Linked DNA regions of Mus musculus: region 1 is linked to region 2. The links are chromatin loops, found by intact Hi-C in ENCODE. Cell type or tissue: gastrocnemius. All regions are shown on one strand. Links, peaks and the distances in the headings refer to the core of each region. The heading gives the core; the rest is flanking DNA.

Region 1 (15,317 bases), core at 5,375-7,874, 350 kb after region 2:
CCAACAAGTTAGTCAGTGGTAGAAATGGCCTGGGCAGTTAGAATCAGTTCACCCACTGAAGGTGAGAAAATGGTCAGGCCTTCAGTGTCTTTGAACTTGCCTAAGGGGAGATGAGGTAACTGCTTGCCACTGGATAAATACCTTCAGGACGCTAGGCTGTTGGGTGGAGCAGGCTGTGACAACCCACAGGAGCTATGCTAGCCTCAAGTGACAGACACTTCTTGAGAGTGTGAGGGTCAACCCTCTTAGGGTGACTATGGAATTAAAGCCCCTCGGTAAACATCCACACAGTCCCACGGAGGCCTACGTCAACTTACCCAAGTACTCTGCCAAGCATGCCCCATGCCAGAAGTTGACTCCACTCTGTCTCCTAAGTCTGAGGTCCTTCTGGTAAAGTGCGCCCTCTCACAAACAGCGCTTCATTTCTCCTGTCAGCACCCTCTTTTCGTCAACGCATGCAACATGTAAGCCTGGTCTATATTTGCTTCTAGGCTTGTGGTCTGCCATGCCTACCTGTCACTGTCATGGGGGAGGGAATGTCTTGTTCACAGATGCACAACTGAGCTTAACAAATGCACTGATTGCATACATTGAAGGGAATGTGCCAGAAACTGGGTACCCTACAACCTTGGCTTAAGGGACCAGTCATCTTTGAGCACCCAGTTAACACTGCCCCACTCTCTGCTATGTCAGTTGACCTGGGCCACTGCTTTGTTTCATTGAATTTTGTTTTGTTTTGTTTAAAGATTTATTTATTTTATGTACACTGTTGCTATCTTCAGACACACCTAAAGAGGGCATCGGATCCCATTAGAGATGGTTGTCAGCTACCATGTGGTTGCTGGGACTTGAACTCAGGACCTCTAGAAGAGCAGTCAGTGCTCTTAATGGTGATGAGCCATCTCTCCAGCCCCCTTGTTTTGTTTTGTTTTTGTTTGTTTGTTTTTCTCCCTAATTTATTAATTTGTATCTCATTTAATTAATTAATTTATTTCTGTCTACTGATTGGGGGATTCTCTTTTTGTTTCCCCAAGCCCTCAAGGTACCTTAAGTTACTTATTTGCAGCCTCTCCTATATTTTTTATGTATATTTTTGCAACTATAAATGCCCTGACAACTGTTTTCATTGTACTGAAGAGGTTTTGGTAGACTGTGTTTTAATTTTCACTTGAGTCTAGGAACTTTTTCGAGTTCTTTCTGGATTTCTTCAATGACCTATTCATTCATCAATCAAAAGTGTGTTGTTTGATTTTCAAGAGTCTATCTTTTTGGTTTTTTAATTTATTTTCATTATTTTTAAAACTGCGCGTGCAGGTGCTGGTGGAGGCCCGAGGTGTTGGATCCTCTGGAGCCAGACTGATGAGTAAGTGGCCTAAAACCGGGGATGGGGACTCTCCATGGATCCTCTGCTAAGCCTTTACACTGTCCCACCTCTTTTCTACGGTTATTCCAATCTTCTCAGACGTGTGGAGACTTGCTTTGTGTCTTAGAACAGGATCTACCTTGGAGAAAGTTCCAAGGATGCTTAGAGAAAGTATTTCTTTGCCCATCCCTACTTTTCTGAACCCTAAACAAAACATAATCACATCAAAATGTAATCAAGTCAATGAAACCAAACATCTCTGCCTCTTTCTAAGAACCTAGCTGCAAATTTCTTAATGAACGTTTTTGTTGTAGTCATTTTGTTTCTTGAGACAGGGTCTCTCCATGTAGCCCTGGCTGTCCTCAAAATCTCTATGTAGACCAGGTGGGCCTGAACCTCAGAGAAATCCACCCACCTCTGCCTCCCAAGTGTTGGAATTAAAGGGCGGGCCATCATGCGTGGCTTACACTTTATCTGTCACCGATTGAAGCCTGGGAAAAGCCAAGCTTTCTACAGAGCTCTTATTTTGTGCTTGTCACTTTCTGTCTGGGTGGTCACGGGCTACCTGCCCTTCTTCTCACTTTTAAAATCATGGCATGCACGCAGACTCCATGAAACAACTCTACCAGTGGAAGAGGATTCATGAAGATACCTTTACTCTCAAAAAGCAACATGAACAATTCTAACCAACTCCTAAGGAGAAAGTAGCAGCTACCTAACCCTACCCCTGGCACCAAGGGTTGGAAGCTGCCTACTTCTTGGGCAGTTCACCCTTGGAAGTGAATGGATATGAAGCGAGCAAGTGGCCAGGTTGTTAGAGTCTCAACCTTGAAGGTAAGCCCCGAGGGGTTACAAGAATGGAGGGAGAGTCTTCATTTTTGTTCACAGCCGAGAACTCTATGGGGTGCAGCTACCCAATGTTTGGAGTATTCCTGGGAGTTATCAGGGTTATTCAATATGCAGTGTGTCCCAAATGGGAGGAACTGCTATCCTGTATCTTTTGCTCCATGTCTCTGCAATATAACAAGCTGGGCTCCACTGTACTTCAGTACCCAGGCACACCATATACCAGGAGGCTCTAGGCCAGGGGCTCTCAACCTGTAGGTTACAACCCCCTGGGGGTGGGAGGGGTGACACTTTCACAGGGGTTGCACATCAGATATCCACATTACAATTCCTAACAGTAGCAAAACTACAGTTATAAAGTAGCAATTCATTAATTTTATGGTTGGGGGCTACAACATCTGGAGGAACTATATTTATTACAGGGTTTCAGCATTAGAAAGGCTGAGAACCACCGCTCTGGTCAACTAGATGCAGTTAAAATTCTGCCAGTACCCACCAACATAATAAGAGATGAGGGGGTGATGCATGGATCTTATCTTAATTATGACAGCATTCTATCTAAGAAAGTATGTATTGGATAAAGATGCCCAAACACACACACACACACACACACACACACACAAAAACCAAATTGTTGAGCGTGGTATAGTGTTACATTCTGTAACATAAAAGGGCAAGACATAAACTCTGATAGGTGGATGCATTCAGACTCTGCCATGAGTCTTAAAACTCTTCAGATGCCGTTATGTACAATGTTCTATATGGTAAATCGGCTTTCTCGCCCCATTCCACCTTCCTAACCCAGACTCTCTTGCACTGGGGTACTAGAAATGACTTAAAATGCTCATTAGCCATGGTTGTATGTCCCTGAAACAGAGACAGAAGCGAGAGCATCCGGAACATCTCCGGCCCAGGGACCAGTTTCTTGATTCCCAAGTGTGGGTGCTGCGCTTTCTGAGTCCATGGATCTTTCCCAGAAATCACTACACCTTGTTTAAAACTCTCCCTTAAATGTGATCATTAAAAAATGGTATTGTATGACCACATGTCTAAGCCAGGGAAAGTCAGGGAAGGAGAAATGAGGTTGGGATGTGTTCAGAATCTTTGTTTTAACCACAGCTTGTGCTTAGGATCCCACGAATTCCCCCAAATCTCCCAGGTTGGTGCAGCCTAAATGCGGGCTATTTCTAGGTATGTATGTGATTAGTACTATATAAGATTATAAAAGCTTTTCCGCCCTCAACGTTTACCATTTCCATCTAGAGAACGGAGAATTAGTCCGTGCCAGATACGCTGTGCGGGAGGAGCTGCCACAGGATTGGCAGAGGCTAGCAATGACTTCAGAGCCTCCTGCCGCCTCGACTCTGCAATTTCAGACTTTTCTGTAATGAGGTTCACAGCAGTAGTCCTCAGAAGGCAGAAGTAATGAGGAAACTGCTGTAAAGCACTTAGAGAGTTCATCAGATGGATATCCTTAAAGATGTACATACGATACCACAAGCAAAAAGCAGAGACGCTTTCTGCATCCTAAAGTCAGACAGGATTGGCAGACAGCCTGATGCATGACAGTTCTACAACCAGGGTGCAGTTAACGATCAGAGAGAGGAAACTTAGGGAAATTTGGGCTTTGTCCTTCCTTCATCAAAATTAATATATATTTTTTCCTTTTACTTAAAATGTCTTCTGTTAGAGCTGTAGAGATCACAAGCTGTGGCTCACACAACATTAAGAGTACTGACCTACGTGCGTAGCTCCCTGGCTACTACTGGAGGAAGGTGATGTATTTACAACAGTGGAGGGCAACACAGAGGGTCCTAATACATGGATCTGACCCAAAGCGTCACTCATGGTAGGCACGGTAGGCAAGCATCCTCCTGCTGAGCTGCACCCCCTGCCTGCTCTATGCTTCTGTGCCATATCTCTCAGTGCATGGTTTCCAGTAAAACATGCCAAGTGTCTGAAGGACAGGGCCTCTTACTGGGTAAGTGTGGTCACCTTAGATTTCGGTGTCCCTGAACAGTATCCACAGGTCAGTCTTTTCTCTCTCCCTCTCTCCTTGCCACTCAGAGGTTGGTTTGCTATTTATTTATAGTTTTTTTTTTTTTGAGACAGGGTTTTTCTGTGTAGCCCTGGCTGTCTTGGAACTTGCTCTGTAGACCAGGCTGGCCTCGAACTCAGAGAACTCAGAGATTCACCTGCCTCTGCCTCCAGAGTGCTGGATTCAAAGGCGTGTGCCAGCCACCACCACCCTGTAGAAGTTAGGCCCAGTTCTTACTCCCAGTCCCGTGATCCCAGAAATAAAGACTCAGACTCAAAAATATATCTATAAATACCTTGGCCATATAGCTAGGCTCTAACTAGATCAAAACTAAAATACCCTAATTAATTTAACCTACATTCTGCCACATGGCTGGTTGGTTAACTGTGCTCAGGTACCCTGCACCTGTCTTGTCACATCTTCCCAGGCTGATCTTCTGCCTGTGCTATCCCAGAATTCTTTCTGCCTCCCAGGTGTCCCTCCCACCTTCTATTTCCTACCTAGGCTACAAGTGGTCAGATTTATTATTGACAGGTATAACATCCATCCAGATGTGTAAGATTCTCTCTATACCACCCAGCACATGGGTACAATGTATCTCTTAAGGGTACAATGTACCATTCGGTGGCCCTTCACAGGTAAAGCCACCACCTGCCCTGCAAGGAACCCCAATCCCCAACTCTGTGTGTGTGCACACACTAAAGACTTGCCTTTCAAGCTGAGAGGTGTGGCCTGGTTTCTTCCCCACACTTTCCTGTGACCTGACATTGCTGATCTCAATGCACAAGACACAAGTGGAAATCGAATGCATGTATCCTTGATGGTGGGACATTTTCCTCTACGTTAGAGTATTTACGCCAATCAAACACTCAGACATCTGCTTTTAAATGAAATGCTTTCCTCGCTATATTACTGATGCTACCCACGTTAAAAGGGACAAACAACATCCAGTTTCTAGGCAGAACTTACGCGTCAAGATCGCATCTTTTCTATTACAGAGAACTGGCTATTATTACCACAGTGAAATATACTTAAAAACTTTCCGATCCTATAAAACTATAAAAAGAAGCAAGCTCACGGGCATTCTCCTGTTCCTCACTGCTGCCCCTGCCCCAGGCTGAATTCTAACTGTGGGGACTGTTATAGTCTAAGAATAAGCATTCCTTATCTACCAACCTGGAATATGGAAACATGCTGAGCGCTGATTTACACTAACACTGGGATTTTGGATTATTGTAGATTTTGTATTTGGGGACTAACGAGGTTCCTGTGATTGTCTAGTCAAAGGAGAGGGGGAGGGGCAGGGGAAAGAGGAGCTCTGGTTCTTAGCATTTGAGACGACGGACACCGAAACAACAGTGATGGCCTCCAGTGACTCACACCCCTGGGTCCTTTCCTCCACTCCATCCCTCAGGCTCGGATGCCTGCCTTGCTGCTTCAGCTGCCAGGACATTAGCAAATACTATAATCATGGGCCCAATGTCGCTGTTGCACTTGTGGGTACCCAGGGTGCAGTTGTGGCATGACTTTTATAGGGTAGCCAGTTGCCTTCTGATTGGATTTGGGGTGTGCTGCACAGGACAGAAGTCAGGCCTGGTACTCTAAGCCGAGCTAAGAGCCCAGACCTGAGGCGATCATAATCCCTAAGGTGGGACCTACTGTTGGGACTTTGCTAAATGGCCATGCAGCCAAGCTGTCTGAGCATTTAATTTAAACCCATAGTTCTAGGATGCTCTCCATGTCGGTAAAGCTGCTTCCCTGTGCTCAGCCCTAAATGGGACATCTCTTACCAGACCCCTGCCAAGGCTCAGGTATCACTGCAGAGGAGGAGGGGGAGGACTGGGAGGAAGGGGAGGAGGAGAGAGGAGGGAGAGGAGAGGGGGATCGGGAGGGGAGGAATTTAATGGTTCGAGGACAGGGAAGAGTACCATGAAATATTATCTTCTGGATAAGGCATGGCTGCTATACACACAGACTCATAGTAGCCATGGTTACCTGCACCAGACCTGCCCACAATAAGCCAATCCAAATTACAACATAGACTAGGGGTGAGCTCACAAAAGTCATCTCTACTGGAGGAGCTGCTGGCATTCAGCAGCTGCCTGGGGAAGGAGACACATTCTCCTCTGGAGGGTTGGCCAGAGGTAGGGTTGCCTAGGCTCCAGAAGCTGGCCAAGAGCCCATGCACACCCCGGCAGCGCCAACTGGGCTTAGTGAGCTATTTCAGAATAGACAAGGAGAACATGAAGTTGAGAGGAAGACGCAGTGGGGAGGATCGGGGGCAACTTGAGACATGAAGCAGGGGGTGGATATGACCAGATTTAATTGTATGACATTCTCAAAGAATAAATGTCAATAATAACCTTAATGCCAAACCCATTGAGGTCTGTGGTCCTTTGCGTCCTTTTGTATCTCTGAAGACCCATACAGAATCCTAGGCTAGATAATTTGAGGGTGACACCATTTGGAACCCCACAGACCAGGCCAGGCTTCTTACTGCTATATCACCTCTTTACAGAGAAGCCAATGGCTCACCACAGAGATCAGGCCATGTGTGACTCAGGGAACTGAGAGAAGAAAAACAAAAAAACAAAAACAAAAAAGAATGAAACCGTGTGTGGTTGAAGCCATGGATCTCTGAGGTAAATTTTCATACAGTAAAATCGAATGACAACTACCAGCAAAGCTCTGGAGGAATGGAGGTTCAGCCAGAACATGGTCCTAAAAGTACATGAATTTAATAGCTTACACAAAATTGCACAGACACCATCAAACTGAGAGAAAACTGAAAGTAACTTACCCCACACTCCCATAAATACAGCGAAGATCAGGGTTCCAAAACTGTCAAAGATGCACAATTTCTGGAAAACAGAGCAGCAAGGCATAAATAAATCAATTCCTCACTTATCAGAAATTCAGCAAATACGTAACACTTCGTACACTCTGCAGCCTGCAGTGTTTGCTGAGCCCAATGCTGGTTTAACAATCACCACACGTATGACATACCCACAGATGGAATTTCTCGCATTTTAAAAGCAAACAGCTTTCGCCGTCTGAGCCTTGAGTACATTTTCCAGTGGAATCTTCCCACACGGCGATAAAGGACTAGGCACATCTGCTAAGATTGCAGGCCGTTAAAGCCTCTTTTATGAGCTGTCAGAGTGAGTGGGAGAACGTAGCGAACGGCTCTAAGGATCCAGTGCCCTCTAAGTAAGTTTATGGTTTGCCTCTTATCAGTGTCTCAGTCCCCTCAGAGGATAAATTCCAGAAATATTCCTTTCCTTATTAAAAAAAAAATACAAAGCTGAGTTTATGTAGTGATGGCTCTCCTCCAGGAGCCTTCTGCTTCCACCCACCCGAGGAAGGCTTTGCATCTGTAAGCGATGATGAGGATTTTCAGTGGGATCAAGGCAATGCAGGTGCTTCTGCTGATGGCACTGGTACAATTACCAGAAAGGATTACTGTCTCACTGAGGCGGAGCTACCACGGCTGCCAAACTCCACCTCTTTGGTGATGGATACATAGCCTAGCTGCCTGCCTTTATGACTGGCTGGGTAAAAAAATCTAATTGACTTCTGTCATAGTTAGGGTTTTACTGATGTGAACAGATGCCATGACCTAGGCAAGTCTTCTAAGGAAAACATTTAATTAGGACTGGCTTGCAGGTTCAGAGGTTCAGTCCATTATCATGACAGCATCCAGGCAGGCATGGTATAGGTGGAGCTGAGAGTTCTACATCTTTATCTGAAGGCTGCTAAGAGAAAAATAGCTTTCAGGCAGCTAGGATGAGGGACTTAAAACCCACACCTACAGTGACACACCTACTCCAGCAAGGCCACACTTTCAAACAATGCCACTTCCTGGGCCAAGTATATACAAACCATCACAGTTACCATCTTTTCATTTGTGAGCACTTAAAAACTTCCTTAAGGAAGGACTCACAAAGTTAATGGCTAAGTGGGAGCAGTGGGTTCTGTCTGCCTGTTTTACCAGAGGCCATGGGAAGAGTAAAGGGGATAAGGGGGCCATGAAGAGGATCCAGGGGAACTTCTACAACTGTGACATTCAAAGGTGTTTCTAAGTGGGAAGTGTACTCTGCCGAGATAGGTTTCTTTGTTTCAGTTGCCTTTTATATTCAAAGCTGTGTCATTTTCACGAACACAGTCATTGTTTATTTTCATTAGAAACTATCTAGTTATGATCAGAAACTATGTATCTAGTTACATTCTTATCCTCAGGGTTTCCATAGCAGGCACAAGTGCCTCCCTCATCCATGTGAACTTTACCCGAACAGCATGATTCTAAATGGTTTCAGGAGACAACCCCTCTTTAAAAAGAAAAATCTCCAGGTGAAGGAAGATATACTTGTTATGCCTGGATGTCCCACCAATGATGCTTTCTGTATCTTTTCTCTTTGCCTTTGGGGACCCATTGCTCTGAAATGTCCTTCAACCATTTACAGCAAATAGCTTCACACAAAGTGCCGTGAGAAATATCCCACATGTGAAATCTCCTTCCTCAAGACCCCATCCACTGTCACTCCCATTTTGGAATTGATACAAGTCAGGCCAACTGCCTAGTTCCCAGTGAGGGATGTGCCTGGTACCCCAGGGCAAGATTGGGCATAGATGAATCTGCCATGCTACTAAGTAGATATGTGGCCTCTCTCTGCTTTGTCCCGAGAGCCCTTTGGAAGCAGGAGTAGGGGAGATGGTAAGGTACAGGCTTGCTTAGAAGCCTAGCTTATCTTGATGGGCAGCTGAGCTGGCACAGTGGTCCAGAGGCTACATTAAGAGCAGCCCCAAGTCAGCATTTTATTGGAGTCACAAGTGAACAGCTCTTCAGAGGAGAGGCAGAAATCAGTAAGTGAATCAATGTAATAAGGATGGAAGAAATCAGAAACATCTTTCCTGCCCCGCCCCTCTCATCCTTGCCCCGCTCCTCTCATCCTTACCCCACCCCACTCACCCTTACCCCACCCCTTTCATCCTTTCTCTCCGATTCTTATCTATGTGTCCTTCGCTTTGTAAATGGCTCCCACAAGATTCAAGAAATCCTTTAGGAAACATGACAGAACCAAAGACCACCACACACACACCCCAACCCCCACCCCGAACAATGAAAGACACTTGAAAGTCCTCAGCTAAGGTACTGTAGGTAGAGCCGAAGGAATGAAGTGGCGAGGGGAGGGAAGTGTAATGGATGTCTTCAGAGCAGACCTTCCACTGTGGCTTCGTGGGTACACGGCTACTGCTTGGGTGCAGAGCCTTGGGGAAATGCGCTAACAACTGCCTGTGATTCATCTGTCCAAAGCCATCAGCCAGCGGCTTCCTTGAGTCTTACTAATCACTGCACAGTCTTCTAGTTCAGTCTGGGCACTGCCTTGGCTCAAGGGACAGGCAGTTAAATCCTCTTTAATCTTAGTTAAGTATAGAAATCAATTAGGCTGACAGTGTGCCACTGTCATCATAACTAGTAGTGGGGAAAGTTTTTCAAACACAAATCTGGATTTCAGGGTTGTGTGCCCAGTGCTACCAGTCTGTGAGAAATGTGGCATGGTGGGCAGTGCAGATCTGCTGTAGCTCCTGTCCTTGCCAGTTCCTAACTGTGTGAGCTTCACAGGCTGTTTAGTTTCTCATGGCCTCAGTGTTTCAACCTGTAAAATGGGAGAGTGATTCTGCCTACATCACAGGTGCTATGTGTCAAAGGTGATGTAATCAGTATAAGAACACTGAAGAGTACTCTCAAAATGGCTCAGCAGGAAAAATTGCTTTGCTGCACAAGTCTGTGATGTGGAACCTCTCCAAAAAGGAAAGAGAGAAACAACTCCACAAAATTTCTCCTCTCACTTTAACACTTGCTTGTGTACACACACACACATACACACACACACAATTAAAGTATAAAAGATGGAGAGATAGCTCAGAAGTTAAGAGCACTGGCTGCTCTTCCATAGGTCCTATGTTCAATTCCCAGTAACTACGTGGTGGCTCATGACCATCTCATCTGTCCTGGGAATCTAATGCCCTACACAGCGATAGTGTACTCACATAAATAAGTCTAAAATAAAGTTCAAAAAGAAATTAATACTCTAGCATTACTCTTAAATGACAGACTTTGATAGATTATGTCAGAATGCTCCAGGAACACACGATTCCTGGTCTCCCATGGCAAGACAAAATTCATATCAGAGACCAGTAGTCTATTGTGACAGGCTATTTCTTTACATCCAGAGATAAAGCGCCTATGATGTAGGTGGAATCATTCCCACTTTACAGGTTGAAACGTTGCGGTCCTAAGAGGTCAAGCTGTCTGTCAAAGCTCACAGCTTCTCAGCACACTTCCCTCCTGTCTCAAGGTTCGACCCAAGTTTCCTGGGTCTTAAGAGCTCACCCCACCAGCCAGTATTCGGGGTGTCAGCAGTGTTTTGTGAGGATGTTTTGTGCCAAGCATCTTTTATCATCAAAATACAAAACTTTCCTTTTATAGTAACAGATATAGTCTAAATATGAGCAGAAGAGCCTTTAAAAAATCCAAAGGTATAGAGTGTCTGCACGTGCTGAAAGCAGAAAACACAAGCTGTACAAACTGCAGGGTTTTTAAGTACAAATCTACAAGCACACATTTTAGGCTTCTACTCATTTGAATGAATGCAAACACTTGCAATGGTACACGTATGGCTGAGGCTACAGCTCCATGGAAGGGCAGCCCCCAGCCTCGAGAAAACAAAATCTCTACTCAAGCTGACTTTGGAACTTCCGTTTGGATTAACTGAGTTCCTTAGGTAGCTTCAGGCCCACCACATCCTTACTTCCCCTGAGCCTTCTGAGAAGTGGTCACTGTCACTTTATGATCTGTAAATGCAGAATAAACATGTGGACTGGACGCTACCTTCCAGCGTGGGGGAAACTTCATTTATGAAAGTCCTTTATACATTCCTCAGAGGGAGAATAATTCTATATGCTATGCTAAAGTGACTATTTTCTGCACACATCTGGAATGCTGAAAGTTACCTTAGAAGATTCACAGGTGATATTCAGCCTCCAGAACGGACACAGCCTGTCACACTGGGGGCACATCAGGATCTGGCCACCGATGTCAGGATCACAGACCTCTTTGCTAAAGAAAAAAAGAAATAAAACAACTCAGAAACGTTAAGAAAGAGGCTTTCATATTCTATCAACGTGATAAAATCCGAGTCCATCCATGACAAGCAACAAAACTGAAATGAAACCTATGAATCAGAAACTCTAAAAGCACACAGAACAGTCAATGATCTACATCCTTTCTTTTAAAATTGGGGTTTTTTTAAAACATATTTCAAATCTTTTAAGCCTTTATTTTTATTTATTTCTGTTGGTATTTTGCTAGCATGTATGTCTGCACACCATATGCACAGAAGCCAGGACACTGGATCCTCCTGGGGCTGGAGTGATAAGACGGTTGTGAGCCAGCACGTGAGGGCTAGGAATGGAATCCAGGTCCATAGGAAGAGCAGTCAGTGCTCTTAACCACTCAGGCATCTCTCCGGCGCTCATATTTTAATGTAATATCTTTTACTAATTCTTTGAGAATTCCATACAATGTCCAAGCGTTCTCTTAACTCAGGGCTATGAGAAATGGTCCTCCTAATGGCTTTGCTTGGATCTGTAAAGCACAGACAGCCCATCAATGTAAGGCTTTGAACACCAGCAGGAGGGAAACCACAGCCTGTCACAGGTCCCAGCTGTCTCCGCACACCACCCAGGACCCTACCGTTCTCCATAAAACCCCTCCAGTTGCTATTTGAATTTGATGTGGGAATCACATTACTACTTCTGCTTCCATGAGCAACTGAAGACCACACCGCTCCCCTGCACAGATCCTAGTTTGTTTGGTTTATTTCTTTTATTTTTTGTTTTTTCAAGACAGGGAGATCCTAGTATTTATCGTAGCATTAGGTCTCACCTTGAACCCAGAGATAATAAGAGCATTTTTAGTAAAGTTTGTGGACACGGAATTAATATATAAAGTATACACAGGGAAATAAAAAGAGATTTTCTCCTTATCCACTTGAAACAATTGGGAAATAACATTTTTAAAAATATTATTATTTTTTAGTAGTTTCACAAGTATAGTGTTTGGGAATGAATCTAATCAAAGATGTATTAAGATTTATATGAAAAAATACTATAAAACTTTGTCATATACAGTGAGGAAGATCTGCGCTATGATTTCAGAATTGTTTGGTGGCAGGGCGTGGGGAATATCAGGATTCTTGCTGGATCTTTTTCTATTGCTCTACAAATCTCACAGAAGACCCAAAGTCCATACCAGACCAATTAGACACAGCTGACACAGTCTAAACCACCAACAGCAGCATAAAATAAAACACGCAAAGGTTCCTACCTATATCCAAAGATCTGGCCCCCGATTTAGGCAATAGGAACAGACAGCTCAATTCATGATACATGATAGAACATGAATGCAAATAAGCCCCATTGTGTCACATAAAAGTCAATTCTATTTGAGAAACAAGAATGACAGCTACAGAATATGAAAAAGAAAACAGACAGGGCTGGAGAGCTGGGCTTCACAGTTAAGAGAACATACTGCTCTTGTAGAAGACCTGAGTTCGGATCCCAGCACCTACAGAGAGCAGCACACAACTGCCTGTAACTCTAGCTCCAGGGGACCTGATACCCTTTCTGGCTTTGGAGGGCAAGGGGGAGGCGGGCACCTGTGCTATCAACACACACATGTAATTGAAAATAAAAGAAATGTTTTTAAGAGACTATAACAACAAAAGAATATCTCAACAATCTTAGGATAAGGAGAAATGCTGTCACCATGGAAACGAAAACCACAGAGGAAGTTACCGACACATTTGAGATTTAATGAAAATAGACCAGGGGTTGTAGACTGCTCTGAGAGGGGATGCCATTTCAGATGGACACTGCGAGAATGGGGGATGGACGGCATTACAGCTGCCCAGGTGACCTTGCAAATAACCCAGAGGAACATGGGTATGGGAAGCGTGTCTGGAGTGGCCATATCAGCCCTAATGAAACCTAAAAGGAAGAAGTGGGTATGGTGTAACCACAGTCCCCAAACCTTTAAGATATCTGTGTGATACAGGAGGCCACGTGCATATGTTCTAGATAAGAGTGCATAAGCCTGGACAGGTCTGAAAGATCCTGGAGGCTGACCCTGGCCTTCTGCCTAAGCCAGAAAGGAAGCCTTAGGAGAACAGAATTCAGTCTGTTGGAGTGTCAGACACATTCCCGATACACATGGCAAGGAGAAAGGACAGGACCCAGCATGGATGGAATCACTGAATCTACCTGGCGTGTAGTGATCTATTGCACACACAGACTTCAGTGCCCATACAAGGCAGGGAACACAGACCATGGAATCAGTCTAGGAAAGGAACAAGGGTGGCAGAGGAATTGCAACAAGAAGTAGCAATAAACCCAGAGGGGGAAATCTGATTCCCATGGCTCTTACAGTGTAATACTTAAAATGTCAAATTCTCAATGTGCCCGTCGAAGGTGCATCAGAATCAGGAGTGAGCAAATATGAACTCAGAACTAAAGGAAGTCACACCTCGGGCATTAAAGAAACGATGTGACGGCGTCTCACTGAATGAGGAAAGCAGTATGCTAACGAGAACAAGACATTGAAGCCAAGCACAGTAACAGCAATGCGGAAGTCCTGAAAGGCTCTCCTCTGCAGACAAGAAACTTAATGTATCTCTTCAGGCTATACAGTCTGAAAAATGGAAAGAAAAAGGAGTAGGAAAGACCTGAAAAGTCAGCTTCAAATACCAGGGAACTCTATCAGACACACCATCAGCACATGCACTGGGCAAGTCGCATACAGGAAAGGAACCATTGAAGGATGAGCCCGACCTCCAAACTTTGATGAATGCTTTCATCTTTACATCCGAGAAACTCGGCAAGATCGTAGAAAGATACACTCAAGGAGATTCAAACCTAGGGACACCATACTCAAAGGGCACACAGAGAGAGAGAGAGTCCTAGGAAAGAATGGAGCGAGAGAGACAGAGACAGAGACAGAGACAGAGACAGAGGCAGACATGACTGGCCACCCAGAAAGCTCACCAGAAAGAAAACACGACTCCCTGTCAGAAACCCAGGGTCCAGAAAGAGTGGGACAGTGTTTGCTAAGTCATAAAAGCAAGCTGTGTACCCAGATTCTACACCTGTGAAGCCAGTCATCAAGAATGAAGGAGGAACTCATGTAAGTTAAAGACAAACAAACAAACAAACAAACAAACAAACCAACCACTGGGCTCTCAGGCCAGGTAGGATACAACATTGACTCCTTCCAAACTCTGCCCAGCCCCCAAGAGACACCAAGTTGAGCTCCTAACACGCAGAATTGTGAGAAAAAAAGCTCATTACTCACAAACTCCCCTGTCTGTTGTGATATTATTTGAAACAGAAGAAGACAGGATCTGACAAGGGGCTTCTATGCTGAGCACACAGAGAACTATTAATTCCAAGTCAACACAATTACAGGCAGAAGATTCCAAGAGACGTTTCTCTAAAGTCACACCAGTGATAAACTCAGAGAAGATGCTCAGCACCAGTCTAGGTTGGGAAAACCCACAACAGCCATGAGATACCACTTACACCGAATGAGATGGCCAATATCTTAGGGTTTTACTGCTGAACACACTCCATAATCAAGTCAAGTCTTAAAAAGGACAACATTTCACCGGGGCTGGCTTACAGCGTCAGAGGTTCAATACATTATCATCAAGGTGGGAGCGTGGCAGCATCTAGACAGGCACGGTGCAGGAAGAGCTGAGAGTTCTACATCTTCATCTGAAGGCTGCAGGTGGAAGACTGACTTCCAGGTAGCTAAGATGAGGGTCTTATAGCCCACACCCACAGTGACGCATCTACACAACAGGTTCACACCTCCTAATAGTGCTACTCCCTGGAATGAGCATATACAAACCATCACAGCCAATTCCAAAACAAAAACAAAACCAAAGAAAGTACCCATTGGTCCCTGGAGAATCTGGAGTCCCTACAGGTGACTGGTGGGGATGTAAAACA
Region 2 (15,317 bases), core at 8,611-11,110:
GACCACTCATGAAAGGGCTTTACCTAACAAGAAAAAGACAAAACAAACAAAAAAACCCACACAATTCACAATGTGACTGCAAAGTCACTACTGTGAATAACCCAAAAGTGAATGCAAAAAACAATAAAAAAACAAAACCAAAACAAACAAACAAACAAACAAACAAAACAGCACTGGGGTTTTGGATACAAGAAACACAGCACCCCTTGAGCTTTCTTGAGTACAGTTTCAATGTCCAAGACTTGCCACCTCCCTTTTAATATTTCCAAGCTTTAGAAAGAACACATCAAGTTGACCTACAGCTACACTGTTAACTCTGGCTGTTGAAAATAGTCGGATTCAATACTTCCCTCAACCTTATATCAAAAATTAATTATTTATTTTTGTTTTTAGGAGATTTTTCTTGAGAAAGGTTTTTTTTCTGTGTAGCCCCTGCTGTCCTGGAATTCACTCTATAAAGCAGGCTGGTTTTAGGCTCAAGAGATTTGCCTGCCTCTCCCTCCCAATTGCTGGGATTAAAGGCGTGGATCACAATGCCCAGCTAAAACTTCAAGTTCTTAACCCAAGTAATAACAAACTGTCTAATTCTTAGTACCAAAACAGGGCAATAAATAAATAGACTTCACCAAGTGAATAACTAACACATTGGTCATAGGTGTCCTTGAGCACAGAATTAACCATGTGCAACTTCCAATTACACTTGATTAAAGTCACTTGTGATAACACACGGACACCATAATATAGTAAATCTTATCAAGCACATTCAACAAACACAACTTTTTGGGACTTGAGTTTCTCCATAAACAAAATGTGGAAAGTTACACTTTGTCTTTCCTTCATTAGATAGGCAGTCTGACAAGAGCCACTGTGGGACACGAATATGCCAAGAATGATGCTAAATGAAAAAAAGATAAGCATTTATGAGCTAATTAGAATGGAATTTTTTTATTTAACTTATTTACTTATGTATTGGAGACAGGGTTTCTCTGTGTAATAGCTCTGGTTGTCCTGGAATCACTCTGTAAACCAGGCTGGCCTTCAACTCAAGAGATTCATCTGGCCCTGCCTCTCAAGGGCTGGGATTAAAGGCAGGTGCCCCCACTACCCAGCTTAAAATATAATTTTTAAAATATAAAGCTATACTTTGGGAAACTGTCAGCAGGCACTTACATTTTAAAAAATTAAATACCAGGGGGCTGCAGAGATAGCTTGGCAGTTAAGAGCACTGGCTACTCTTCGAAAGGACCCAGGTTCAATTCCCAGCCCCCATATGGCAGTCACAACTCTCTGTACCTCCAGCTCCAGGGGATCTGACAGCCTCCCACAGACATACTCACAAACAAAACACCAGTGCACATAAAATAAAAATAAATCATTTAAAAATAAAACATGAAATACCAGTGTTTTGGGCTGAGACTTTTGTTGTAGACAATCTATAGTTGAGTGAGTGAGTATTTGATATATGTGACCTAACTTTGGCAGGCTACAATGTCTCCATACTTAATGACCATATTTATACCAAAAAGAGCATAGAAGAACTGTTAGAACATATGCATGGCTAACACAGTCTGCTCGTATTTGTCTGTTAACGGTATGTAGCTATATATCAAATGGTGCTAGTCTAATAAGTGTTCATTCAATTAACTATATAACTACAGGGAGATGGAGGTGAGTATGAAACTTTTACAGAGAGCTAAAAACAGCAATGGCAGTCTTACAATGCGTCCCATGAAAAAGCAGCTCTCATTAAATATGTTTGTATAAGCCAGGCGTGGTGGTGCATGCCTTTGGCTCCAGCACTTGGGAGGCAGAGGCAGGCAGATTTCTGAGTTCAAGGCCAGCCTGGTCTACAAAGTGAGTTCCAGGACAGCCAGGGCTATACAGAGAAACCCTGTCTTGAAAAACCAAAAAAAAAAAAAAGTTTGTATATGCCTGGTCAATATTTGACTTAGAAATGATACTGCAAAGCCAAGGCATAGTGGCATAAGTTTAGAATCTCATAACTGAAATGCTGAGGCAGGAGGATTGCCCCTTGAGCCACATAGACAGAGATGCTATCTAAAGATGAATCAAAAACCAACAAAAACCAAAAACCCACTCAATCAAAAGATACCTACCAAAATACATCGCATCAACTGCTTTTCAGAAACTAGGGTATTAAATCTGATCTAGCAAAGAGCTAACTCACCAAGTCACCAATTCCCATGCCTGACTGAGAAGGCATTCGTTATTACAGCTAACAAATAAATTTACTGTTGAAAAGTTCCATATCTGGTTTGCCAATTAGATTTTTTTTAGAGGAAAGTGTGTGTATATATATACACACACACACATACATATATATATGTATATATGTGTGTGTGTATATACATACATATACACATACATATACACATATACATACATACATATACACACACATATATACATATATGTATATATATATCCCCAACATAATATATATCCTCTAACTGCAATACAACACCTGGGAAATTCTATCAAGGTTGGCAATACCCAATATTTGACCATCCTATTTCTTTGCAAGCCATGCAAATCTTCACATGGTTTTATTTTCTCAAACAAATGCTTCCACTCTTTCTCAGTAGCCTAGCTACAGCCCCACAAAAGCAAAGCAGGAGAGTGACATATGGGGGAAAAACAAGTTTAGCTAAGGACATAGTTCAAAACAGCTCTAATAAGAACACAAGGCCCACGCTGACCCAAGAACAATGTAAATACTTAACAATCTTGAAAGCATCCAGTTAAAAAGGGTAGCCATAAGTACAATTAATGTATGACATAATCCCAAGACAGGAATGACAACAGGAAACAAAATACTTATAATTACACTTTGTAAAAGAAAAGCAGTCCAGGTACTTCATTAATTATATGAAGATTGTTAAGATGAATGTAAAGTTTACAGAAAAAATATACATCTCATCAGCCATATATACCATTTAGCACTGAACACAGAATTTTAATCTATACATTTAATGAAGACTAAGCCTAACTTTAAAATATACAATTAAAACATACAAAATACTACAACTGTGTTTGAATTGATTAGTACAAAGCCCTAACTTGTATTATCACAACCCTCTCAAATCCTCTCAACTATTAGAAACAGAAATAATCAAATGACTATCACTCCGTATTAAATTTTTATTTCTAACTCTATTACTAAGTCAATGGCTTGGAAATTTCTTTTTTACTTTATCCTTTTATTTAACAAGGTACTCTGACACCTAATACTATCACACACACACACACACACTCTCACCCTGGTATATTCTAGAGTGCCTATGGAACTCACTAACTGCCAAGTGCTGTCAACTCTTCAGCAAGAAGTCTGAAGTCAATCTAAGGCAGCCAATAGGAAGTGCACCTGTGCAATTTACCCTGTTTCCTATTTCAGAATCCTGAGTGCTATGCAGAGTGACTAGCGCATTTGAAGCAATACAAAACTCCAATTATACACAAGCTACATTACAAATATAAAACATGCTATCTTGTAATATCATCAGTAACAATACTTATTAGACATATTAAGAGCATTATTTTCATTTTAAATAACTAAGGTTACTGTGGATAATCAAGGAAAAATAAAGGTTCCCTTCAAAATAAAGTACAACATGAAAGTATAGAAGCAAACCTAAGAAAAAAACCACTAAGTCACAAAATACATTATCTAGACTGAATCATATAAACAAAATAAGAAATTTACTTTCTTGAGTAAGCAGTCAAAATTTAAGGAAATGAAAAAAAAAATCCAACCGTAATACCCAGATTCAAACCATCCCCATATTCCTAAAGATATTGGATATTTTTAAGTTTCTCAAAAATTCAATTAACAACAAAAGAGTTCAAAAGTTAATTCTGATCAGCCAAGGTATCTTCATTAGATTATTTATGTAAAAATATCCCATTGAAAACCCACTGAGGAACAGTTCCAGGCAGTAAGTTTTCTTTTAAAAAAACAAACAAACAAACAAAAAGTCCACAAAAGCCAGAATTATGGGCGGCTAAGGAGTTTCCAAATAAAGAAGGTGGGGGGAACTCTCTCTCCCACAGGTTACAAAGTTTCATTAAGTATCCCAAGTCTTTTACTAAGCACCTTCTTTCCTGTCCGGTCCCCCCTCCACACCCCCCCCCCCGTGGCTATCAAGCAGTCAATAACAATGTCACAAAAGAATGTTTACAAGGTAGGATGTGGGGTGTCGCCTGTAATGACTTTGTATGAAAAATATAAATGATTGTATTTTAACCTGAGGAGAACGTCAGCCTCCTACCATCTCACTGTATTGACAGCAAATGCTTCTCAGACTGCAATTAACAAGGGATTGGAAAACTGGTTAGAGCGCAGATTTTGTTGTTGTTTAATCGCCCCTAAGTCCCTCGTTTCCAAATACTGTGGAAAAGTCACCACTACTCACCGCAAGTAATACTGTTTTAAAGCAAAGGCAGCGTTGGAACAACTTCTGGGAAAGTTGAACTCTTCAACAATTTCTCCCCACTGATTCTTCTCAGAAACCTGTTAAAAACACAGGCACACTTGTCTCAAAGTGCCCAATCCAAGAAAAACCTACCCTAACCTGGAAGCTAAATGCCCCTTCTGCAGAGATCTGTAGACACCTAAGGAGCAGTGGGTGTCTGGGGTCGACCCACGAGAGTTACTAAGCCAGGGCTGCTTGAATCACTATGTTTTCATCAGAGAGCCCTGTATTTAGCAGCACTTGTTTTGTTTTGGGGGGGGGTTGGTGGGTTTGTTTTGTTTTTGAAGCCCGGACAATAACCAATCGCAAGTCCCTCTGTCGCCCCCTTTTAAATCTCAACGCGGTCCGTTTGCAGTAAAGAAAAAAAAAAAAAAAAGTTCAAAAGGATCAATACTGCTCCGGACAGCGACGTCCGCGAGCTCTGGGGGGGCCGGGGCCGGGGCCGACTCCGATCCCTCTCCCAGATCTATCCATCTCCATAGGCCCTTCTTTGAGGCCTACAGCTTCTGCCTAGCCTTGAAGCCTAAGATGGCTATTTGCAGACAGGTCCTGCTTTCTTTTGTTAGCTGTAGAAAGCCAGGGCGAGCGGGCCGAGGCTGTGCCCCCGGCCGCCGGGATCATTTCGCAGCCGATTATCGATGTTAAACCTGCCCGCGCTAATTTTGAGTTGCACGAAAACTGCTCAGAGTCTGTGTGTCTCTGTGTCTCCGCCTGTGCTAGAGCGGCAGCGGCGGCGGCGGCAGCGCTGACTCGCGGGCGGGCGGGCGGGCCGCGGGCTCGGCGGGCGGCGGGCGAGCACTCCACTCGCCCGCGCTCCCCGCCGCGCCGCTCAGACCCCGCGGGGCCGGCCGGACACCGGGCAGGGCGCTCCCCGCCGCCGGGCCGCACCGCCCGCCCAAGCCCCGCGCCCGCCGCGCGCACGCGAGCCACCAGGCCGAAAACAGCCCCGCCGCCGGCCGCCTCCGTGGGCCACCGGCTGCGAGCGCCGAGAACGCCGTGTGTCCCGCCGATCGCCCCCCCGACCCCGGGCGCCTGCTCCCGGGTCGGAGCAGACTTTTCCGAGCAGGCCAGCGAGAGGGAAATACAAATTAAAACTTCCACTCACCTTCGCGAATCCGCCTAAAGTAGTGACTCTGGTGTAGAGCCCGTGAAGATCCAGCTCCTTCCCACCCACCGCAGGGATCTTCTTAAACGGCGACCTGCGGGCGACAGAAAGCCCCGCACTTGTCACCGGGACCCCGCGCCCGCGGCGGGCCCCCGTTCGCCCCGGCTCGCCCCGGCGCTGCCCCCCCGGTCCTGCTCTCACCCTCTGCTGTGGTGGAACTGCCGCAGCTCGTCCAGGAAAGCCAGTCCCTTCCTCCGCTCGTCCGGAGGCGCCTTCCCCGTCGAGTTTGCCATTATTTTGCCAAAGGAGGTCTCCCGAAAAAACCCAGATCGCGGTTCAAACGCGGCCCCCGCTCCCCGCGCTCCCTACCAGCGCCCGGAGCCCATTCCTCGGCCGGCGGTGGCGGGGCTCAGTCATGGGCCGGCGGTGGCGGCGGCGGCGGCGGCGGCGGCGGCGGCGGCGGCGCAGGGAGGGAGGAGGGAGGGGGAGGAGGCGAGGAGGAGGGGAAGGAGGGAGCGGGAGGCCAGGGGGAGCGCAGGGCCGGAGGGAGGGGAATTTCTAAAAAAGTTTAAAGAAACGGGAGCGAAACTAGAGGGGCAGGCGACGGGCGGCCGGGCGCGGAGCCGCGGGGCGAGCGCGGCCCCCACCCTGCCTCGCCGCCTCCCGCGGCCCGGCTCTGGGCCGCCTCTCAGCGCCGCCGGCCCTGGCGGCTCGGCCCGGGGACGCGATTCAACATGGTGCTGCGGCCGGGGGGCGCACGAGCCGACCGGGGGCCGGGCGAGCCGAGGCGAGGGGCCCGGGCGGCCGCAGGCCTGGGAGTTGCGGCGGCGGCGGCGGCGGCGGCGGCGCGGCGGGGCCGGGGCAGGCGGGGCCGCGTGGGGAGGGGGAGGTCTGTGTGGTGGCTTGTGGAGAGCGGGGTGACAGCGTGGATCCGGGCCGCGGCTCCGCGGGGCCCTCGCACACATTCACGCGCGGCGGCGGCGGCGGCGGCCCGGGCGTCCCCGGGCACAGGCTCCGGCGGCAGCCGAGCCGCTGCGCGCCGCCCGCCGGCCTGCCTGCCTGCCCGCCAGCCTCCCGTTCTCTGCTGCCGCCGCCACGGCCGGGCCGCCAGCGCCGCACAGCGCCCCCCGAGGGCCGGCCGCGGCACTGCGCCTGGCTCCACACGGTCGCGGCGGCTCCTCGCGGGGAACAATAGACTCGGCTCGCCCGGCTTAGGGTTCATCTGCAATGTGCAGCACATTTCACACGCACACAAAGCGGGCGGAAAGGGGGGCGGCGCGGGGAAACGGCCACTACCGGTTGTTCCGGGCTTAGGGGTGGAGGCGATGTTCGCGTCCCCGGCGGCGCCCGCCGGGCCTCCGGCCACACTGAGAAGCAGGCTCGCTCGGCGCAGCCCCGGCGGCCGCGGACGAGTCCGCTCGCCCCCTCTGGAGACGTTGCTAGCGGGAGGCGTTGGCCTCCGGGCTTCATCGTGCTAGCACGAAGCCCGCCGAGCACATGGTCCATGATGGGGCCGTAAACTCACTTTGACAAACTGTAGGATCGAATAGGCTGGAAACTGCCTGCCCTACTTTTGTGGAGCTAGAGTAAGGCTTTTCACTCGTCCTCCCTTTTTTGGTCGGTTTGGTGCACCGAACCCGGAGGTACGCAAACGGTAATCGCGCCTGTTGGGAAATAACCTCCCAACTTTGAGAATAACACTGCTTAGGTCTTTTTTTGCACTAGTATCTGAAAAAGAGGGCAAAATGTTTTTCCCTTTCAGTTTAAAAAAAAAGAAAATGTGTACATAGGGAATTCAAAATTTGTATCTTTTTTTTTTTTTAGTACCACTTAAATTTGCATTTACCCGGGTGTTGGAGCCCTCCCCGGTCTGCAAATGTGGAGAGCCTCATGCTTCTCCTTTGGTCTACTAGGATTCCCATTTTAGAGACAGCCACCAGTGGCAAAGTCACTAGCCCAAGGTCACAAGCTGGTAAGAGTCTGGATGGGTTTATTTCAGGTAGTCTTTCCGATGGGAGCACCTATCGGGTGACGGGGAGGAGTATATTAAAAAAAGAGAGAATTATGTAATAGAGCGGAGCGTGCTTCCGGTACTCACTCTAGGAAACGGGTTTATTTCCCAAGTAAAGTTTATGTCTTCAGTGGGGTCGGGATAAGGTGTGGCTAGCAAATTCCTGACACCCGAGGACCAGTGAGTGCCTCGCAAGCCTGTGAGGGGCGGAGACCCTGGCCGAGGAGGAGGAGGAGAAGCCGGCCGGGCCCGAGGCGAGGCGAGGCGCGCTGGTGGGGAGAGCCGGGCTGGGCCAGCGGCCGCCCCTTCCCCCGCCGCCTCAAGGGCAGCGGCGAGCCGGGCTGGCCGGGCTGTGCGGATTCCCTGCGCTCCGCACTTGCGCACGGCCCCTTGCGTAACCGTCAGCGCCGGGGATTCCCTAGAGGGGGGTCACTCTCTGCAACCATTACACACAGCCGAGCTCCGGCCGCCGCGCCTCACAAAATGGCGGCGCCCATGGATCCGCCGGGCGGCCGCTCCCCGGGCCCCATCTTGTGCGCGAGGCGAGAGACCCGTCACCGTGGAATACCTCCGCCGAGGATGCAGCGGACCCGGGGGGGAAGCCCGCGTGGGGTGTGGGGGGGGGGGAAGGACCGCGTTGCCAAGGACGTCGGCGACTCCTGGCCCGGCGCGCCCTGTCCTCTTCCGTCTTCTCCGAGCGAGGCCGCGCGCCACGGGAAGGGTAGCTGAAGGCAGAGGCGGGGTGGGCTGGACTGGACTCGCGGCGGGGTGACCGCGGGCCCCGGATCCGGAGGGACGAGGACCGGGAGGGCCCGCCGCCGTCGTCGTGCGCGCTCGCCCGCGGGGACCGCGGAGGGCCTTCCGGCTCCAGGACCGCGGCGGAATCGGCGATGCCCGCGGTGGCGGCCCAAGGCGACCCGGCGGACGGGCCCTGCAGCCGCGGGCGCCGTGGGGACGGAGGCGGCACGAGCCCTGACTTTTAAAGTCGTCGGAGCCCAACCTGGGACTACTGTACGTTGTTGATGTCTCTAGGTGGACGTCGGAGCGTCCTTCCACCCCACTCCTGCGCCGCCGGGCAGGCAGGCAGGCGGACTGGCCTGCTTGGCTTTGATTGTCAGGTCCAGGAGCAGAGTGGAGGGATGACATGTCGGCCCTTTACAAGGGGGAGGCTGACACTCGGAAGGCAGCGAATGCTACGAGTGTGTGTCTATCCACACACGTACTTAGTAGCAATTTTGGTTTTCAGAGAAAGTGTCAAAGGCTTGGAGGGAATCTAACCTTTTAAAGCTTTTCCAGGAATTTTTTAGGGTTGCTTTCTGTAGAAGAGGTGTAATCCTCAAAACGGAAGTCTACTGATGGATAGAATTTAAATTCTTAACACTTTGACTAGTCTCTGTTTAGTGAATACAAACCTAAAAGTTGATGTTATCGGATGGATCACAGAGCAGTTCAATTTTCCTGAAATCAGCGCGGGGGGGGGGGGAGGGAATAGGAGACCAAAAGCAGCCATCTGGTTATTTGCTTGGAAAGGAAAACTTAAGGGCAGAGGGGAGTTTATCTGGGTTTCTGTGTCATCTTCCAGTTGCATTAGCCATTGTGCTTGTGTGGTTCTGTGGTGACTCGTTGAGATACTATGATGGCACCTGCATATTTCCGTCTGAGCACTGAACAGTCGCCTTCTGCACATTCCACAGCCCATCTTCTGCCCCGCCCTGTGAGTGCTGCTGGCCCATGGAACACAACATAGTTCCTGGTCCGGTGTGTTCCTACTGATGGCTACCATATTTGATAAGTTTAGCTACGACTGCTCAGTCTTTATCCCTCGCAAGGATGCCGTCTGTGTCTTAGCACTCACCCAAGCCGCAGGAGAATATTTTTATGCTTTTGTACTGAAGTAACCCCGGTGGGTAGTATCACATTTCTTATTACCATAATACATTCCCAATAGTGGGCAGCATAGAGCAGGTGGAGCCTACACAAGGCGTGTTAGAGATGTGCTGACAGTTTTACAATAGGTATTCTCTAACTAATTTGATGTAAAGTACAATATAGCTCAGAGCTTTCAAGCATTAATGAAAAGCATTCCCTTAAACATTAAAGCGAGAGTGAACATTGTCCAAACCTCAGTACAGCTTACTGTTCTGATGAGAAATGCGACAAAGACTTTATGCTAGGAGAAATGTCTATCTTTTTTTAGTAGTGACTGCAAGTCCAAGTCAGAGATTCCTGCTGTGTAGATCTTTGTCCCATACCATCTGTCTGCTTCATCACGAATTATAAAAGTTCCTTTTCAAAAAAGCATGTCAAAAAAAATTAAAAAAAAAAAACCCACCCAATTTCAAATTATTCATGTCAGGCATGGGATTTCAAGGAGCAAATTAACTTAGGTGAAGACTGGGCACGTCAGCTCAATTTGAGATTTTGGGTTACTGTAAGGTCTACAGAAATGATTTGGTTGGTTGAAGACTTTTGTAGTTAAATTGGCATTTCTTTGAAGATGACGTTAAGAACTCTTAGTGAGCTGAGAGAATGCTTTTGTGGCTTGCTGCTTTTGTTGGGATCTGCTGCGGTTGTACCTGTGTGCCAACTTGTCTCTCTGAAAATTTGATCACAACTTCGAATAACAGAGGTGTCCTTTCCCTTCTGGTGGTGAGTCTTGGCAGAATGAATAACGTTTTTTTTAAAGGAAAGGAGGAAAAGAGCTATTCTGCAGAGTAGGACAGCGCTAATGTAGACAGGCGCTCTCGGCTCTTCAGTTGCCAGCTTTCCAGGTGATTTGACACAAAAGGATCTGGTAAGCTGCGGGACATTTTTCTCATTTTCACTAAATATTAGAAGTTAGTCTGTAGATGAGAACAGTGCAATTTTATTTAAAAATAAATGATCGCTTTCAATTTGAAAAAAAAATGATTTAACCAGAATATTAAATCGTATGCATTTATAATAATACACCCTGGAGGTAGCATCCCCATGGGTTTTGGCAGAGGGCATTGGCCTTAGATGTTTAAGTCACTTTTCTAGTCCTGAGATTTTTCAGATAGTTTAATGGAATACATTTATGCATTCTTAATTATTTCTTTTTTGGTCACTGAAACTACTTATTATACATTTAGCATTTTAATACTTTGTTTATTCTGTTTAATAACATCTACATTTGGGAGGGCATATATACTAAGCCAAGCAGCTATTTATTGTCAGTGTTGATTACAAACCCACTAAGTAAATAGCGGTCGAATGCCTGCCTTGGTCAAGAGGTGGAGAAGGAAGAAGAGTCTGACCGGCCAGAAATCAGTGTTGCAGCCGTGGAGGCTATCATGAAATAGTTACACAATAGGATTCTTAGTTTTCAGTACTTAACCAGAATCTTTTAACATAGAGTTACATTTGAAATTCAATTTCAGGCAGGGTTGTAGCTCTCGGCTGAAATCTCAGCCTTGGTTACTGTGACAGGATTGTGAGTTCCGTGATAGCCAGAGCTACAATTGTGAGACCCTGTCACAGACAAGGTAAATCAGTTATTTTGGGGGACAATTAGATATAATTCTGTATAAAATAGCATCGTGGCATCATATCAACAGAGGGATCACAGGGTTAGTGATTACTCAAAGTGTAATGTTCATAATAAGCACTTAAATCATAGTCTCTGAAAACGCAGATCCATGGGTCTAATAATTAACTTTATTTAAGGGAGCGGCAAGCAGGGGAATGTTCAGTGACTGTTGTACACACACACACACACACACACACACACACTGAGCATTGTTTTGATGGAGTTTTATCTTCTGTTTCAATTTTTTGGTACATTGACTCCCTTCTACATTGCACTTTGCTATTAATTTAAAAAATTAAATCCAAAGACATATTAATTTTGTGTTTAATGCAGACTTAATTTTTGACTAGCTGTAAAGCTTAAGGAATTGGCAATCATGTTGGCAAGACAATAAAACAGGAATTAAGCTGAAGTGCAGAGCTGTGTAATAGGATTCATGGAGCGCTGTAGTTTTTCTTTGACTACATGAGTTAGAGTGATAGTGACTTATAATTGAATCTTTTTAACTCTTCTGTTTCTCAAAGACCTTGATTATCTGTTTTTCTCTAGCATCAGAATGGAAGCTTAGTGGCGTATACTGTAAACAGAAATTCAGATTTCATAGTATTGTAAGATAGTTTTAAAGCAAACTCCCTTTTATTATCAATATTGATCACGATAGCAGGTAGTGTTGTGTTTTATAAAAAGAAGGAGAAGCCAGGGATGTGTTTGGTGGAGGCGTTGTAAGATGTGGAGGAAGGCCATGCCTCTGCGGGCCTTTGCTGAGGCATTCCTTTCCCTCTGAGGTACCAGTCACAGGACGGGATAATATAGAATAGAGTTTATTTAGGGCATGGAAAGTTGAGAGGAAGGGAGAAGAGGTGTAGAAGCCAACCTTGAGCACGTGGAGGGGGAAGTGAATGGGGAGAGGGGAAGAGGATAAGAGAGCAGGAACAAGAGAAGAAAGAGCAAGAGAGAGGAGGGGGCAAGCAGTCAGGCACACTTGGCTGTTGCTAAGTAACCGTGGGCGGAGCCTAGACTAAATGCCAACAGGTAGCATTGGTAATTAGTGATGGGTTGTTTGTAGCATCTGTTTCCTTGAACCCCATTTAAAGGCATTTCTTACTCAGATATTGGGGTTAACAAGAGGTTGGGTGATGCCCCCTTGCTTTGAGACTTCACTCTATTCCCATGGAAGCGGCTGTGCCTTAAACACTGCCATTTGCCAAGCCCGGTGTTGTCTGCTCCGTTGAGCTGAGGCCACAGAACTAGTAACACCGTCGGGTCGGGTTGGATAGTAACAGGGCCATGGCCACAGCCATGGGGTTGGCTTGGATTTACTACGCCTGGGCTCCTTCCCTCCCTCCCCAGCTCTGTTCTGTGTGGGTTTCTACAGTGTCTTCGGAGCTAACCGTGTCTAAGTTGGAGGTGTCCTCCAGCCTTGGGAAGCAAGGTGTGGTCATTCAGAGGGCACTGTAGTATGTATAAAGTTCAAGCTACTTGACAATGACAAAGACATAAGAAGCTTAGAAGATCATTCAGGAGTCTTTCTGTTGAAATGGTGTTGGCCTCCTGCAAAAAAGCAGTTTGAAGCTTTCGCTAAGGAAAACCACTTAGTGGAAATAGTGAAAACTAGCAGACATGCATTTGTGTGATAGTCTTTAAAGTTCTTTTTAAAGGAGCCTAGATATTATTTTGGTTGTTATTCCTCTGGAAAACTTGTATAAAGGATTACATGAATCAAAAGGTCATTTCACATTTCATTCTTTGACTAACTGGGTATGCCTACTAGAATGACATGAGTATTGTTTTATCAGGGACAATGTATGGGTGACATTCAACCAAGTGTTCCAGTGCTTTGACTGTTAGAGCTGCTGCTGTTTGCTGTGGCATCTGAGGCTTGCAATGGAGCATTAGCCCAGAGTGGCTTTTGTAGATATTTTTAGCTTTCATCGAGTTTTTGTGCCTTGTCTGTGACCCGGTGTATAGTTGAAGCCTTTTTTAAGCATGGTCTCATACTGTGTAGTTCAGGCTGGCCTTGAACTCCATAATCTCATCTCAACGGCTCAGTTGCTGGATTACAGGGCGTGTCAGCACAGCTGCCCTTAACTGGCAATGTAGCTGAGGTGGAAACTTCAGAGTTGTTTGGAAGGTCAATTGGACGGTGGTTTCCCAGGGCAAACAGGTGAAGGAAGTTCATTTGAAGTGGACAGAGGTGTGAAAGGCTAAGGCAGACTCGAGAAGGAACGTTTGGCTGAAGCAGACACAGGAGAAAGGATGGTCTGCTAAAGCAAGCAAGGGAAAGGGCACGGGATGAAGGATTCTTTCCTAACTACACGCATGTAGTGGTCCGCCTTACACTGCATAGTGGAGCTGCATTTGTCGGAACTCCATAGAGAGAAACGTGTTAACAAGCTTCTGGTGGTGTGCTACAATTTCTTGCCGCTTCCGCAGACTCCCAGTGATTGGCTGAGTGATGTCAGCTGAGGCAAGATCCATGGAAGACGAGTGATGTTTGGAGAGAGTGTAAAAAGGACTCAGCAGTGACAGGCTGAGCTTGGCTTGCTGGTAGAGCTAGCTGTGCAACCCTTGTGAGTCTCGAGAGTCTTCACTGATCTTTGCTTTTCTCTGAGAGGCACAGCTGAGGAACTATTCCTCCGGGTCCCTCCTGCTACCTCGTGCTGAAGCAGAGGCCTGGCTGTCTCAGCTAAGCCACCACTGCTGCTGATTCCTGGTTGCTATCCTGACTACCAAACTGGAGAGCTGGTGTAGCCTGATGTGTCTGTGAGTGGATCGAGATGTAGCCGTGACTTGTTTGTGAGTGGATCGAGCTGCCGCTGCTGACCTGTGAACTGAACTGCCCATTTCCAGACAACACAGATGGGAGTTGCTCCAAAGAACCCTTTCTAAACAAGTCGACTTCCCCTGTACCCTTTCTTTTCCACTACCTCTGGTAGGTGGTGGGCAACAAGGGAGGTTAAAGCATTTAAGAACCATCATTAAATATAGGTTTTGAAGAAAAATTAAAGTTATTTGTAGCTATAGCGATAGTAGTCTGTTAGGTATTTTTTTAAGGGGTGTGTGTATGTGTGTGTGTGGTATGTGTGTTCACAAGGCTTTTTGACATATTACTTCAGCATTTTTGTTTTCTGTATCACTGGGACTTGAACTTAGAGCTTTCTATCTGGTAGCTGAGCCCTCTGCCACTAATCTATACCCCTAGTAGTTTTTGTTTGTTTTTGAGTTTTTGAGACTATTTATTTATGAATGCCTAGGCCTTAAGCTAGGCTTGTTCCCCAACTAGCCTGTAACTCACTTAACCCATTTACTCTGTGTTATATCTGCCACATACGGTTACCTCGCCTCAGTTTCACACTGAGTGCAGGTAGTAAATCTTGCTGCACCTCAGTCTTTCTCAGAGTTCCTATAATTCTGCCAGATGTTCCAGCTGCAGGCTGTTCCTGCCTGTGCTACAGGCCACTCAGCTCTTTATTGACAGGTGACACTTTTACACATTCCACAAGAGACCATCATTGCTACAGTGCTGGACTTACAGGTGTGTGCCACCATGCCACTCAAACATGTTCAAGTGTGTAAGTGGGATGTGCCCTTTGGGAGGATTTAGATCCTTACATGAATAGTTCTTGATGACTTAAAACCAACAACTCGTGCATTTATGGATAGAGGTAGTCAGCATCCACCATACCTTATATATAAAACATTAAGATTTTTCTCCTTTGATGCCAGCCCTCTGGAGGCGCAGGAAAGCAGGTCTCTGAGTTCGAGTCCAGCCTGCTCTACAGATCAATTTCCAGGATGGCCGGGGTTACACAGAGAAACCCTGTCTTAAAAAAACAGGAAAAAAAAAAGGAAAGATGTCTCCCTTGGTGCACTTCCTGCTGAAGAAAGAAAAGGGCGTGTTTGAAAGTAAACATGTCCTTCTTTCCAACAATAATACTTAGGCTTACACATTGGACTTAACTTAGACTTTGGGCTCATGCATAAAAGGTAAATATTTTACTGTATGCTTCACAGTTCCCAAACCAGTGCTTTGTCTACTAAAAGTTCCTTCTGTCTAGCTGATAAAATCTGGTTCCTAGATTCAGATTAGCTGATAAGTAAATGTGTGTCAGTGATATATTTATCTAAAACATTTATAATTTAAAGAAAAGTATATAA

What was found. Peaks named below come from ENCODE experiments on the same cell type or tissue, not always from the same donor. Only the 100,000 strongest peaks of a DNase experiment are listed, where the experiment ranks them.
Region 1: a loop joins it to region 2, with 3 times the contacts of the local background. A loop is called at or near these places in 7 of 42 quality-filtered maps.

Annotation. Positions count from the first base shown.
Region 1 is chr15:95,923,574-95,938,890 of GRCm38, reverse strand. Ano6 (anoctamin 6) reads right to left here. Exons shown (of 20, transcript NM_175344.4): 9 at 11,262-11,367; 10 at 7,048-7,108. Among named protein-coding and RNA genes, the nearest start is that of Gm41389, 19 kb to the right of the region's middle. In gastrocnemius, for the core only: no CTCF peak of the experiment used is centred there; a DNase peak (open chromatin) is centred at 6,425; H3K4me3 peaks cover 1,003 bases; H3K27ac peaks cover 2,153 bases.
Region 2 is chr15:96,278,269-96,293,585 of GRCm38, reverse strand. Gm38469 reads left to right here and starts at 6,188. Exons shown (of 3, transcript XM_011245785.3): 1 at 6,188-7,570. The coding sequence starts at 6,333. The coding sequence ends at 7,076. It overlaps Arid2 (AT rich interactive domain 2 (ARID, RFX-like)), which reads right to left and starts at 6,064. Exons shown (of 21, transcript NM_175251.4): 1 at 5,800-6,064; 2 at 5,599-5,692; 3 at 4,434-4,531. The coding sequence starts at 5,891. In gastrocnemius, for the core only: a CTCF peak has its summit at 9,562; DNase peaks (open chromatin) are centred at 9,300 and 10,259; H3K4me3 peaks cover 2,500 bases; H3K27ac peaks cover 1,864 bases.